Linked DNA regions of Mus musculus: region 2 is linked to region 1. A link is a loop called in an ENCODE intact Hi-C map of the cell type or tissue named here. Cell type or tissue: gastrocnemius. All regions are shown on one strand. Links, peaks and the distances in the headings refer to the core of each region. The heading gives the core; the rest is flanking DNA.

What was found. A loop is a pair of places that touch in the nucleus more often than their neighbours do. Peaks named below come from ENCODE experiments on the same cell type or tissue, not always from the same donor. Only the 100,000 strongest peaks of a DNase experiment are listed, where the experiment ranks them.
Region 2: a loop joins it to region 1, with 4 times the contacts of the local background. A loop is called at or near these places in 22 of 42 quality-filtered maps.

Annotation. Positions count from the first base shown.
Region 1 is chr2:131,412,328-131,419,970 of GRCm38, reverse strand. It overlaps the pseudogene LOC115489428. Among named protein-coding and RNA genes, the nearest start is that of Rnf24, 63 kb to the right of the region's middle. In gastrocnemius, for the core only: a CTCF peak has its summit at 3,273 (motif pointing right); a DNase peak (open chromatin) is centred at 3,278.
Region 2 is chr2:131,282,774-131,290,416 of GRCm38, reverse strand. Pank2 (pantothenate kinase 2) reads right to left here. Exons shown (of 7, transcript NM_153501.2): 5 at 2,820-2,943. It overlaps Mir103-2 (microRNA 103-2), which reads right to left and starts at 2,365; the gene lies at 2,280-2,365. In gastrocnemius, for the core only: CTCF peaks have their summits at 3,952 (motif pointing left) and 4,994 (motif pointing left); no DNase peak of the experiment used is centred there; H3K27ac peaks cover 1,319 bases.

The DNA of each region.
Region 1 (7,643 bases), core at 930-5,929:
AAGTCCTCTACCCTTTCCAACTGTTTGAAGGTGAAGGTTTGAGACAGAAAGCCTCCTCTTTTCCTGAGGACTCTTCTAGAGCCAGCCAACTTCCTTCTGCCTCCTGGACTTTGGCCTTGGTAGAGTGGCAGGCAGTGGGTCCACACTGTCAACAACATGATCACCCTAGCCACCTTTGAAGATACCTGCCTATTCTCTGACAAGAAGGTAATCCTTCCCTCTGTGAGGGCTGGCTGCAGTTCTCTTCTTCTGTCTGCTTAATGCTTTCTCTTGGGCCCTCTTGCTGTCTTTGACCTTCTTATGCCTCCGAAGCTTGCTCACTCAGCGTCAGCCTCTATTCCTGGTCTTTGGAATTTGCTCTGTTTGTCTCACAGTGCCTGGGCACCCAGTCTAGGAAGAGACCAGGTCCCAGCACAGAGCATCTGAGAGGTCCCATACTCCTTTGCTCCCACTCGCATGGCCTTACCAGTGCCCCTTGAGCCTCTGTGACGCGCAGGTGCCCAGTCTTCTCTCTCCTCTCCATCTGTTATGGTTTGAATGTGGAATGCCCCCCCCCCCAACAAAACCATGTATTGGAACACTTGGTCCCCAGCTGATGGTGCTGTTTGGTAGTTTCTGGAAGCTTTAGCAGGTGAGCCCTAACAGGGGCCATGTCTGCATCTTGCTCTGGCCCTCCCTTCCATCTTCTCCCTCTGCTTCCGGAACACTGAGAGCTGAAGAATCCCATCTGCTACACATTCCCATAATGCTCTGCCCAAGACCCTCTGAAACAGTGAGCCAAGGTTATCCCTCCTCTCTTAAGTCCTTCTCTCTGGCATTTTGGTCACAGCTGTGTAAATGTAAATAGCACACCATCCAGACCCAATGCTAGGCCTTGTGGAGTGTCGGCCTCCGTAGTAAAGCTCAGCTCGTATGAGTCCCCCCAAAGCAAAAATCATCTCTTCCCACCAAGCCAAAGACTCCCAAGCAATGAAGGCCAATGATGCCAGGTTAAGGACTGACCAAGGATCTCTGTTTTTCCGACTATAAATAAAGTTAGTCCAGGAGACAATGAAATGCCATCCTCTAACAAACAACTCTCACGGACTTAGCTGGGTATCTTTCCTTGGCTGGCAAGAGATAAGGTAAAGATATCATTTTCTCATTCCGTTAAGAACCTCCTTTCAAAGAGTTGTGGTGGCGCACACCTTTAACCCTAACCCTCAGGCACAGTCAGGCAGATTCCTGTAAGCCTGGGGCCAGCCTGGTCTACAGAGTATGCTCCAGGACACCCAAGTCATGTCCAGGGTGCAGTCAGGGTGGCCGGTGCTGAGGACAGGGTGATGGACAGGTGCCTGGAGCTCCTGCGCCCAGACATGTTGACAAACTACAGTCACCCGGACTCTGAGCACCCAAAAGGTATCTGAGATGAAAAACTGTCATTTTCTGGATCAAGTCTCCTCCAGACTTGTGTGGTCCTTGTTGCCACTGAGGTCCATGCGATGTCTGTAATCTGAGCTGCTGCCTCAGGCTGTGTTGACGCCTGGGGTCAGTGTTGCTGCAGGAGGCCATGATATCTGTGGTCTGTTCACCAGAGTCATGCTGATGTTAATGATGCAAAGCTGCCACAAAGGGCCGTGTTGAAGTCTATGGGCTGTGCTGCCACCGGAGGCCATGTTGATGCCCATGACCTGCAAGGCTGCTGCTGCTACAGACGAGGCTGCTTCTTTTGCAGGGGCATCAATGACTGCAGACTCACCTGAGAATAAGAGACGTTGAAGGCTTCTCTGACAACCTATCCCCGTCCCACTCAAAAAGAAACAGTGCAGACAGGAAGCCATTGAAGATTGAGCCCTTACAAACTGTGATAAACATATGATAGGTAGATGCTGAAGTATAGCTCTTCACAGTTGATGGCTTCTGGCTGGGTGGGGGTGGGGGAGGACACATTTTTTTAAGGGGTTGGCCACTGAGAGTTTGGCCATGCTCCAATGCGTACATGGACAACACACATTGGACTTGGTGGATTGTTTTGCTTTGGTTTTTTGTTTTTTGTTTTTTGTTTTTTTTGAGAGTGGGGGAAGGGTGGGAGGGTGGGCCTGGAAGAATAGGGAGCGAGTATGCTGGGATGCAGTGTACGAAATTCCCAAATAATTAATAAAAACATTATGTTGCGGGGGTGGGGAAATTTCCTTTTCTCAGAGTCAAAATAGTACAAGGCATGCACATGGACCACATGGGCACAAAAGGAATGACACTGACATGGGCTTTCTGTCATTGCCACCAGATCAGGTTGGCAAGAAATCCTCATCAATGACCTACAGTCTAAAGCAGCTGTGGAAGGGTCACTGACCCAGAAACCTCAGGTAGACTGAGAAACCCTGGACAGGAGATGACCTGACTGATAACAACTGTGGGGGCTTCCCAACAGGAGATAGGCATCCCAAACCTGATACAACCTACCACTTCCAGGCTGCAGAGGAGCTGATCTGCAGATGGAATCTTCCATCCCCAAAGTTCCCCTTTTTCAGCCTAAAAACCTACAATGCCCTCACACAATACACACTTCATCTCCACTTCCGCAGAGAGACTGCAGCTCTTCAGTCTTGAATAAAGAATAAATCTTTTTCTAGAGAGGCCCACCTCCTTTCTCCTATTTCCAGGTTGCCTCTATCAGTCTTGATCTACTACCTGTATCCAGAGTGTGTATCCATCTCTGTTCATGACATCTACCTCAGGAGATAGCATGCCTAAAACTGCCTGGAGAGATATTGTTTAAAGAGATGTCCTGAGAAAGCCTAGCTGAGGAGCTAGGACCTTGTGGAAGGTTGGAAGCGGTGGTGGTGGAGTGGTAGAGATCTCTTTCTCTTCAAGGGCCTGCCTGGAAGTGCAGAACTGCAGGTGTGGGGCCCGTGAGAGTCAGATGAGCACCCAGATGAATCCAGCAGGTAGCTAATCCCCGTGGAGGGATCCACAGTCCAGTAAAGACCATCCAGAAGAGAGGAGGTAAGAGAGTGGAGTAAAACCAAGGCAGCCCAAGGGAGATGATCCCATGGCTGATGCATTCAGAATCTGCCCTGTACAGAGGAAGTAGCCCTGGAGACCAGCGATGGGGACCTGGCAAATCTTCACGGCAGGTGGACAGACACACAGCTCATCTCCCCCTCCCCAAAGGTCTTCCTTGAGGAAGACATCGCTAAAAAGAGGACAAAGCTGAGACTGACATGAGCCCTGAAGCCTGTTCCCTGGTGAGTCTACATCGGCTCAACAGTGAGCTGCAGAGGCTGCAGTTGCCACAAGGAGGCATCTTTGAGCCTAGGACCAGGCACCCGCACACTCTTCCCCTTGAGATTTTGCTCTGTGGAATCTCAACCAAGGGCTGTTTTCTCTTTCAGTGAGGGTTCCTTGGATTGAGAGGGGGCGCAATGCCTTTACCTCAGTCAACCAAGTTTAAGTGTCGAAACTGGTAGCCTGTGCTCTAATAACCTGACCTTCACATTCTCCTAACCATGGCCTCAGACAGCTGGACTTAGCCCACCATAGCTATGCAGAGCACATGCCATGTATCGGACCTTTGACAAGATAAGGGGTCATTCAGCAAGCAGATTGGAACAGCTCTGTCCCTTCAAGCCAGGTGTGGTGGTACATGTCTATAATCCTGGTAATCAGGAGGCTAAGGCAGGAAGGCAGGCAATTGTGAATTGGAAACCACCCTAAACTATCCAGCAGACATTGTCTAAACAAACACCCTCCTGCCATAATCCCTAGCATTCAGGAGTCAGAATAAGAGTATATTGAGCCGGGCGTGGTGGCGCACGCCTTTAATCCCAGCACTAGGGAGGCAGAGGCAGGCAGATTTCTGAGTTCGAGGACAGCCTGGTCTACAAAGTGAGTTCCAGGACAGCCAGGGCTATACAGAGAAACTCTGTCTCGAAAAACAAAAAAACAAAAAAACAAAAAACAGAGTATATTGAATTTGAGTCCAGTCTGGACTACATAATGAACTCCAGGGCCAGCTAGGCTATATGAAAACACTCTGCCTCAAAAACAAACAAACAAACAAAACATGAACAAAATATACTCATTTATTAAAAAAAACCCACATATCACCTAACTATATGTTGGCTACACAAAATTCACTTCAAATACATTATAGGTGGGCAATAAGAGAAAGGGTGGATGTGTTACACATCACAAACTTAAACGGGCGCAGGAATGGCTATGCTTGTAGCAGAGATACAGATGTGGGAGGATATGAGAGTGAGGCAAATGTCCAAGAACAGTATATAACAATAACATGGTCAATCCAAGAAGACACAGCAATGCTACACGTGTGCAAACAGAGATACAGGGCATATGGAAGGTCAGTTGACATATAGGAAGGAGAAACAAACACATCATAGTTGAAGATTTTAACTTCTCTCTCAGTAACAGACTATCTAGACAGAAAGCCAAGAAGGAGGGCCTAGGGAGAAGGCTTAATAGATTTGATGCACAAGCATAAGGGCCAGAGTTCAAATCCCCAGCACCCATGTAAATGCTAGGCAGAGTAACAGCCCACCTGTCATCCCACGGCTTGGGAGACAGAGACAGAAGTCTGATCCCTGGAGCAAGCTGGCCAGCCAGCCAAGCCAAATCAGTGAGCTTGAATTAGATTTAAGTGAAGACCTACCTCGGCATGTAAAGTGGACAGTGACTGAGGAACCCCCCCTCCCCCGCCCGGCCTCCACACTCATGTGCTCACGTGTGTCCTCCTGCACACTGGGACAATGGTGCCCCCAATTCGTCTGGGAACCTTGAAGAAAGAGTCTGGCCATGCAGACACAGCCATTAAATATGCCCTTAGTGTTGGCCACCACCACAATGATTGTCCTGCTATCTAATGAGCCTGGAGAGGCCTTGAAGGAGAATGTGGGGCCAGGAAGGGAGATCCCCCATGAAGAGGTGTTTATAACACCCAAGCTGTGGAACACCAAACACCACCCTGAAGATGTGGAAAATGTGGAGGCTGCCCTTCAGAGGACACTGAGTGATCTCCAGCTAGAGTACCTGGATCTGTTATTTATATCTTCAAGGAGGAAGACAATCCCTTCCCCAAGAATGCCAATAGAACCATCTGAAATGATCCTGCTCACTGTAAGACTGAAAATGCTCTAGAGACACTAGTAGCAAAGGGGCTGATATGAGCACTAGGCTAGCCCAACTTCAGCAACTGGTAAACTGCTGATACATTCTGAGTGGTCTCTGCATACCTGGATAGGTAGAACGGAATCTATGTCTTGCTCAAGATGATCGTCAACCACTGCCAAGCACATGGCCTTTGCCTTCCCCTGACGTGCTTGGCACCATCATGATGTGCCCAACCTACTAGAAGAACCAGTGGTCCTGGCAGTGTGGTCAATCTTCCGCTAAGATCTTGCTTGGGTAACAGGTTCAGCAGACCGTGATCTGCATTCCCAAAGGAAGACCCACCCTGAATGTGGGTGGCATCATCCCATGAGCCCATGAGCTGGAGTTCCAGACACAGGAGCTGAGCACCAGCATCTCTCTCTCTCTCTCTCTCTCTCTCTCTCTCTCTCTCTCTCTCCCTCCCTCCCTCTCCTTCCTGGCTGAGAATATAACATGCGTACACACCTCAATTTCTCATTCCTTCCCCACCACAATGCTCTACCTCCCTCTGAACTAAAGCCCAAAATGTAGCCTTCCTGCCTCATACTGATTTTTTTTCATATATCTGGGCATATCCATGATAAAAGTAACCAACATAGAGATAGAGAATACAATACGTTAGTGGTTGCCAGGGTTTGGGGTAGTAGAATAAGATGGGTGGGCCGGGGGTATCTTGACAGGTGTGGTGACTGCACACATGTGTATTCGTGATAAGATGCACATACTGTATCAATATCTGTTTCCTGGTTTTGAGACTGTACTAAATGATTACCTGAGATGTCACCATTGAAAGACACTGGCAGAGGTTTTGAGGGGCCACTCCTTACCATCCTCGCAACTCTCTATGAACCTATAATCATTTTAAATGAACAGCTCTTTAATCCATATGGGGCCTGTAGGATGCTTATAGCTTCCAACCCCTGGAAAGATCTGAGACAGGGCCCTTGAGTGGCCCTATTAGGGGCACTTCTAGAGTAGGGAGCTAAGCTTCCAGACAGCTAGGCTTCAAGAGTGGGTGGGCAGACTGGGCAGGAAAGGCCATGGGCACAGGAAATGTAGCCCGCACTAGAGTGTAGCGCTGACTCACTGACACCAGCAAGTTCAATGGCTGAGGTGAGGCACCTGGAGGACCTTATAACCCAGTTCAAAATACTCTTCTGAATACTCTTAAACTTGTTTTATAAAACAAAACAAAAGGGGCAGAAGAGATGACTCAGTGGTTAAGAGCACCGACTGCTCTTCCAGAGGTCCTGAGTTCAATTCCCAGCAGCCACATGGTGGCTCACAGACATCTGGAGGCAGAGACAGGCAGATCTCTGTGAGTTCAAGGCCAGTATGATCTACAGAGCAACCTCTAAGATATCTATGGCTACGCAGAGAAACCCTGTCTTGACACACACCCCATAATTTGTTAATTTTATTTTATGCATATGGGTGTTTTAACTGCATGCATCTCTATATGCCACATGCATGCCACACCTACAGAGACCGGAATAGGGTGTCAGGTCCACTGGAACTGGAGTTACAGATGGTTGTTAGCTATCCTGTTGAGAATCCAACCTGGGTCCTCCAGAAGAACAAGTGCTCGTAACCACTGAAGCTATAGCTCCAGTCCCAAAGGAAGACAATGATCTTAAGGCCAGCCTGGCCTACGTGGCAAGTTCAAGGTCCATCTTGGCTTCATAATGAAACTCTACCTTTAAAGAGAACAAAACAAAAAATAAATAAAAATAAAAAGAATAAAACAAATCAGGCAATGGTAGCACACACCTTTAGTCCCAGCACTTGGAGGCAGAGGCAGGGGGATCTCTGTGTTCAAGGCCAGCCTGGTCTACCTAGTAAGTTCTAGAACAAGCAAGGCTACACAGGGAAACCACATCTTCAAAACAAACAAACAAACAAACAAAAAGGATAAAACAAAATAAGCTATTATATGTAATCTCTGCTGGTGAGAGTGAGGGGACTTAGTTTTGCGACTCTGGAATGAAAACGGAGTGAGTGTTTGCTTTGGTATGAGGCAAAGAGGGACCAGCACCATAGCACCCATAGCACAAGCTTCAGAGTCAGCAGGAAGAGGCATGTAAGCTGCAGAGCTTGGAGGGACTGCTTACCCTGCAGTTCCTGGATCCAGGGCCAGTTCTCTGCCACACTATGGATATTCCTCCTAGAAACTCAAGAAGCCAGTCTATGTCATCCCTTGACAATTCTCTCAACAAACTTCTCTGTTGACCCTAAAACTTCAAGGCAACAACATCCCAAGTACCACAGTTATACTACTACATTAAAGTAGGGACATAAACTGTCCTGACTCCCGAGCGAGAGCTGGAAAATGGAGCATGCAGGGTATGGGAGAGCATCCCAGAGCATGTAGGGTATGGGAGAGCACCCTGGGTTACTGAAATAGACAAAATATCAAACAGGTTCATGTTATCCAAGAAAGCCTCAGCCTTCTGATTTCTTCTAGCTGGATGGGGCTATCTGTTTACTCTGATGGA
Region 2 (7,643 bases), core at 1,325-6,324, 130 kb after region 1:
TGACTGTGAGGATCCACTTCTGTGTTTGCTAGGCCCCAGCCTAGTCTCACAAGAGACAGCTATATCAGGGTCCTTTCAGCAAACGCTTGCTAGTGTATGCAATGGTTGGGTTTTGATTTTTATAGAACCTCACCATTATTCAATTATGGAAGTCTCATAACAAACTTTGTTTTGCTTTGTTTTCTTAAGATACATTCTTACTATGTACTCCCAGCTAGCCTAGAGCTCGCACTGTAGACCAAGCTAACCTGGAATTCAGAGATCTGCCTATCTCTGCTACCTGAGTGCTAGGATTAAAGGCATGGTTCTCTATGTCCAGCTTCAGAACCAAGTTGCCTTACTCAAGTAGACAATGCCCTACCTATGCAAGCAACTCCAATTAAATGCAGTGGTCCAAAAACAACACAATGACAACAAAAACCAAAAACATCAAAGTAGGTGGAAGATCTGGGGTAGAAGAAGGTTCAATGAAAGACAAAACTAGTTGCTGAGGAGCACAAGTAATGTGGCAGACAGACTGTGGACACTCAGACAGCATGTACTCTGATGACAAAATGAGACACTAACAGTGAGAAGTGGAGTATTAAAGTGAGGTATATGGTGCCAAGTTAACAAGGCATAAGTTTGAGATGGGCAATACTGATTGTCAGCATAACTGGAGTAGGAAGCACCCAGAGCATTAGTGTGGCAGACCTTTGGCTGTGTCTTGTGTAGAGGAGTAATTAAGAAGACTTGTCTTGAATGTGGTAATACCATCCTACACTGAAAAAAAGGGGAGAAGAGACATACCAGCTGAGAGCCAGCATTCATCTGTTCCCTAGCATATTCAGATATAAATAAACAGCGTCACACTTTGCCCCAAGTGACTATACCACCATGCCTTCCCTACCATGACAGTCTATACTCTCACCTGTCAGCCAAAGTAAATCCTGCTCCTAAGTGACTTTTGTCAGGGATTTGGTCAGAGCAAGGAGAAAAATTACCCAAACAGGACATGACACAAAATAACAAATTATGCAAAGTATGGGACAGTTAAAAACAATTCACCTTCATCTGTGAACCAAGAAAGCAAAATCTTACAGCTGTTTAACAGAGTGAAATTCCACCCACAGCATCAGTAAAGCTGTCCAGCCATCAATGCTAAAGATGCTGCTCTGAATGGGCACACACCTGTGCAAAACCCCTTGGTAACCTACTAGGATTCATTAAGTACAATCACGATGTAGGATCACAAGGTTTGCTCCCAAGAAAGCCCCATATCAAGAATAAAACAGCCAAAGAACAGGCTCATACTTCTAAATACTTACCACAGTCCCTACTTCCAAGAAACCAAATGCCCAACTCTATTTAAATAATTATGACAAAATAAGAATCTGATCAAATATACAGTGATGACCTCAGAAGATAGCTTAGTCAGCAAAGTGCTTCCATGTGAACATGAGGCTGAGTGGAATTCCCGAGTCCACATAGGAAAGCAGTGGCATTGGCACATTTATAATCCCAGCGCTAGAAATTGAGGCAGGCAGATCCTAGGGATTCACTGGACAGTTACCCAGCCTAATCAACAAGTTTCAACTGGTGAGAGACCTTGTCTCAAAAACTAAGGTGAGCCAGGCATTGTGGCATACACCTTTAATCCCAGCACTAGGGAAGCAGACACAGCAAGGTCTCTAGGAGTTTGAGGTCCTTAACCAGTTTAAAAATAAAAAGCCGGGCAGTGGTAATACACACCTTTAACCCCAGCACTTGGGAAACAGAAGCACACAAGTCTGAGCTGGAGGCCAGTCTAGTATACAAAGGAAGTTCCAGGATAGCCAGGCCTACACAGAGAAAACCTGTTTCAAAAAGCCAAAACCAAAATAAAATAAAACAAACAAGGTAGACAGAACCTGAGAAACACCCTAGGTTGACCTCTAACCTCCACACCTACACATGTATACACATGTATTCACATAAACAAAATGTAGCCACAAACCATGTATTTCAATTAAAAGCATAAAATGTATGCACAACAACTAAAAGTTTTTGATACTTAAGCCCAGGAAAGCAAACATATAAGAGTGATGTTATTCAAATGAAGATGGAATTTTTAAAATCTGGTGTTTAATAACTTCTAAATAAATTAAAATTTAGACAAATCCTTTTAGGTCTTGAGGTCTCTTTTTAAGGCACATGCCTATATTATTAAAAGAATTATTGTAAACCAAAGTGTATAAATAGGGACAAGCCATAAGCTGCACCAACTGGATCCTAGATCCTCTTTCCCTAAGGGCAGCCCATTCTTGGTTCTTTCATAGCCCTGTACAATGCTGCTTGACCTGAATGCTACAAGGCAGCACTGTAAAGAAGCTGAAAGCACGAAGACAGCTCTGCTGAGGTGGAGAAGAACCAAGGTGGGCCTTCCTCTGACCGCTCAGTCTTCTCCCAGCTCCAGTGGCTTCCTGTGGCTTCCTGTCCACACCTCAACAGCACCCAGCAAACACAGCGTCTAGTCACCATTGTGACCCGTCATTCATCCCATCAGTAGCTCAAGACTGGCCTTCTTCCTGGCCCCCTCTAGAGTCTCCTCAAAGAAACCATTCACCTCTTGCAGTAGTGCTTATCTTCAGGAAGAGACAAGGAGTATGGTGGGGAATGGGAGGACAATCAATGAAGAGGAGGAGGAATCTGAAGAGTGTAAAGTTCACATTTCAAGTCTACCCCATATAACTACATTTGGGCACGTTTTAAGAAGACAGACACTGTAAGGTCAGGGTAGGACCCATTTAGGAAGGTCAGCATTTCCCTAGAGTGAACAGAACAATCTCATGTGCCCTTACTTCATTAAGGGCACACATTCTTGCTATGGAGCCAATGTTGTTGGTGATGGTGATCAAAGTTGCTCTGGCAAGATCCTCCTTACTGGCCGCCTCTCTCTTCTCCTTGCTCATCATGTTTCCAAAACTGTGGTGGAGGAAAAACATTTCACTGCTGAAACAAAGGCAACACAGTCCAGGAGAACTTCAATGTTACTTTACTATGATAAAATGACTTTACATCAAGTCTTTCTGTTTTATTACAGAATGATGGGAGCATCCACTGAAAGGAACTCAGTTAAAAAAAAAAAAAAAGCCTACAAATTACACTCTAAATGAACAGGTAGCATTCCCTGTCATACTAAAATTCAACTTTGGTACCAGATAGTTCCCTATCCAAGTGCATTCAGTACAATTTCCGAAAGGTAGCACTGCCTGATCTAACAACGGAGTATTCCAGGGAGACATACCTGACTGGCAGGTCATCGCTACTGTGCAACTGTTCTACTCAGACAGTCACAGTTACATCTAGTCTAGAAAACTCATTTGATCAGCACACAAAGTACAAAACAGCTGAGGCCCACAGTGGCTACTAAAGTTCCAGGCTGCCCTAGAAAGTAAATAAAAGACTTCAAATTTCTTGACCAGCAAAAGGGCTACAATAGTAACTATGACCCAAACCCAAGGACAAGAATAAGGAAGAGATGACCAGTGATCAAATGCTGCCAAAAAAACAATCTATTTTATTTATCCAGTGCCTATTTCCCAGCTTGCACATGAATGCCTTTTCTATTATTAAAAACCAAGTACTCTGCTGGGCATGGTGGCGCACACCTTTAATTGGCACTTAAGAGACAGAGGCAGATAGATTTCTGAGAGTCTAAGGAGAGACTGGTCTGCATAGCAAGTTAAAGTCTAGACAGGGCTACATAGTGAGACCTGGACTCAAAAACAGAACAAAACAGAAAACACATGTGCTCTTAACACAAAAATACAAAAATTGCATACGTAGGGGAGCTGGAAAACTGGCTCAGTGTAAGAGCACTGACTGCTCTTCCAGAGGACCCTTTCAGTTCCCAGAACCCACATATCAGCTAAGTGTCTGTAAGTATTTAATTTCAGTCCTAGGAAATCTGATGCCCTCTTCTGGTCTCCATGGGTACCTGGCACACACATGTTACACAGATATAAATTCAGGTAAAACACCCATACACATAAAAGTAATTATTTTTAAAAACTACATACCTAAATAAACAAAATAAAATATAGAAAGGCCCATGCTAAGCATGGTGGCACAGGCCAGCATCTCAGCATCTGAAAGACCAAGACAGACCTGGGCTTCACAGTGAAATCCTGACTCAAAAACAGCATGAGGAAGACAGAGAAAAAGACTTCCACTTTTTATAGAATTAAAGAGAACTAAATAGGCATTTACTTAGCAAAAGAAATATAATGCTTGTGTACTAAAATCTTTTGCAGTTTAAAGACAACCACCACCTAAAGAAATGGAAAGAAGTCCATCTTCCTGAACCAAAGACTTGACAGTGTTAAGCTGGTAACACTCAGGTCTATAGAGATGGCTCAGCAGCTAAGAACACTTGCTCTAAAGGACCCAGGTTCTATTCCCAACACCCAAATGAAGGCTCATAACTGTGTTTCCAGATCGATATCCTCTTGTGACCTCACGACCACCAGGCACACCGTGAGTATACATACAAACATCCAAGAAAAACACAAATTTTTAAAATAATTAAAAAGAAAAATTGAAAAGAAAATTAAGATTAAAAGAAATTAAAAGAAAATTTACTCTTCAAACTGGTCAACAGATTCAATACAATCCCTATTAAAATCCTAGCTATCTTCTTTACAGACATTACCAAGTTGATACTAAAATTCATATAGAAAGTCAAAGAATTCAAAGCAGCCAAAATAATTGTGGAAAGGTAGAGCAAGTTAGAGAAGTGTGCCCTGTACCTCTGCCACCTTCCCCTAAAAACTTAGTGCAAGGCTGCGGTAAGCAAGGGAACATGGTACTTCTCTAAAGACAAATGTACAGGACTGAGAATCAAAAATTCAACTGAGGGCTGGAGAGATGGCTCAGTGGTTAAGAGCACTGACTGCACTTCCAAAAGTTTTGAGTTCAAATCGTGGCTCACAATCATCTGTAATGAGATCTGACGCCCTCTTCTGGTGTGTCTGAAGACAACTACGGTGTACTTACATATAACAATAAATACATCATCTTTTTGTTGTTGTTGTTGTTTTGTTTTTTGTTGTTGTTTTTTTTTTTTTTTTTTTTTGGTTTTTTGAGACAGGGTTTCTCTGTATAGCCTTGGCTGTCCTGGAACTCACTCTGTAGACCAGGCTGGCCTCGAACTCAGAAATCCGCCTGCCTCTGCCTCCCAAGTGCTGGGATTAAAGGCGTGCACCACCACTGCCCGGCAATAAATACATCTTTAAAAAAAAAGAGAGAATTCAACTGAAACATCTACAGTCAACTGATTTGCTAACAAAGGGCTCAAAAGACTAGGGAAAGCAGTCTCAGCAGATGGGTCAGCTGGACCAAGTGAGAAACACCATGTAAGAGTGAGTATGAAACTCTATCACACACTATACAGAAAAACTAACCCATGAATGGCATTATAAACTCTTAGAAGTGAATCCTCACAATCTTAGATGGGGCAAATGACACTAAAAGCACAGGAGATAAACACATAAAGACAGGTTTCACCAGAACTTCTGCTGGCTTTGACAGCACTTGCCTCACTCAGGAGGCAGAGGCAGAAACAGACTCCAAAGTCTAAGGTCAGCCAGGCCCACACATTGAAACCCAATCTCAAAAAACCCAAATGAGGCTAGCTATGTAGCCTCAATCGGTAGAGTGCTTGCCTGTCACTCACAGGGCCCTACATATGATCCCCAGCACAAAACAAACTGGACACAGCACTCAGAGCTGTAATCCAAGTACTGAGAATTTAGATACAAAAAGCCAGACATCGCAAGATCAAGACCAGCCTGAGATACAGTAGGCCTTGTTCAGAAAAAGAAAGAAACAAAGAAGTGTCTGTAATACAAACACCAAGGCAGTGAAAACAAAAACAAAAACAAAACAGAGAAAATACATTCTTAATTATATGTATGTGTGTGTATATCTATGTATATGTATGTATATACATATATACACACACATACATGTTGTTAGATACATATATATTATCTAGTAAAGAACTTTTATCTACAACATGTAAAGAATTCTTGGAGCCCAATAAATAGAAAAATATAATTTTAGTTAGCAAAAGACTTCAGCAGGCATATTCCTTAAATGATAAACAGAAAAACAAAACTCAAGATCACAATTAATTAGGGTCTGGGGCCATACCCCTGTTATTTCCAACAGTCAGAAGCTGATACACGAAGATTACAAGTTCAAGGCCACTCTGGCCTCTGTTGAGGGAGACAAAGGCTTCACCAAAGGAAAGAAAAGGAGAATCAGAAGTAGAAATGAATGAAAAATTCAGGAAACAGATAAGAGAAATTAGGAGAAAACTTAAAAGAGTGTCTGTCTTTGAATCCTTATTGTGGGAGCCCTCAAATCTCAATGACAATAGGATGAATTCTGCTTGTCTGACTTCTGCCACTTTCCAAGTAACTGCCACTGGGATTCCCAGGGTTCTCTTTTCCTTACTCTTTGCTACTATGCCAGTGTCTAACTGCAGTGTCAATAATACAGTTTTAAGCATTTGTATGGGAAAAATGAAGTTACTAAAGCAGTTTATAAAAAGGGGTGGGGACGGGGTGGTTCCTCAACAACAGACAGAGACAGAGAATAAGAATGTCTGGGGCTGTAAGATGGTGTGGTCACACTGGAAAGTAGTCTATTAGTTCTTCAAAAGATTAAACAAAGTCACTATGCAGCACAGCAATTTCATTCCTAGATAGAGACCAAGAAAATTAAAGCAGGGCACACATATCTTTAATTACATGACTCTGGAGGTAAAGGCAGACAGATCTTGAGTTCGAGGTCAACCTGGTCTAGAGTGAGTTCCAGGTTAATTAAGACTTTAAAAAAAAATCCCTGAATCAAAAAACAAACAACAATAAATAAATAAAATTAAATTAAAAATATGTCCAAACAAAGACAAGCACACAGGTCTTCAGCACTATTCACAACAGCCAGAAACTATGAAAGTATCCAATGTTTATTAACTAATAAATACATAAAATATGGTATATCAACAATACTCAACAACAATAATAATTCTGCAAATATTACACTAGCGGAGATGAAGCTGGTCATGACAGATCATACTATGACACCACACATATGAGAAACGTTCAGAGTAAGCAAATTCATAGAAATAGCAGCTCTGGGAAGGATGAGGGCTGAAATGGAAGAGTGATATGATAGCTAAGAGCTGTGAAGTTTCTTTCTAAAATGATAAAAATATTCTGAAATTGAATTACAGTAGTTGCAAAATTCTGCAAATATACAACAAATCACTAAATTATATACTTTTAAAAAGATAAGTGCTTATGTATACCAGACTTGCCTCTAACTAACTACGAAGCAGAGAATGATCTGCAACTCCCGATCCTCCTGCCTCCACCGCAGGACGGGACTCTAGGCATTATCGGCATGTACCATACTCAGTTTATGCACTGCCGGGGACCGTGTACACTAGTACAGGCTTCAAACGCACTAGCATATATTCTACTAACTCAACTACATCTTCAGCTACAAATAAAATGCTTTAAACAAATAACTTTATATTTCAATGAAACTGTTTAAAATAAAACATATACCTAATAGGATTTTAGTTCTGTATTTCTTACTACATTACATATTCC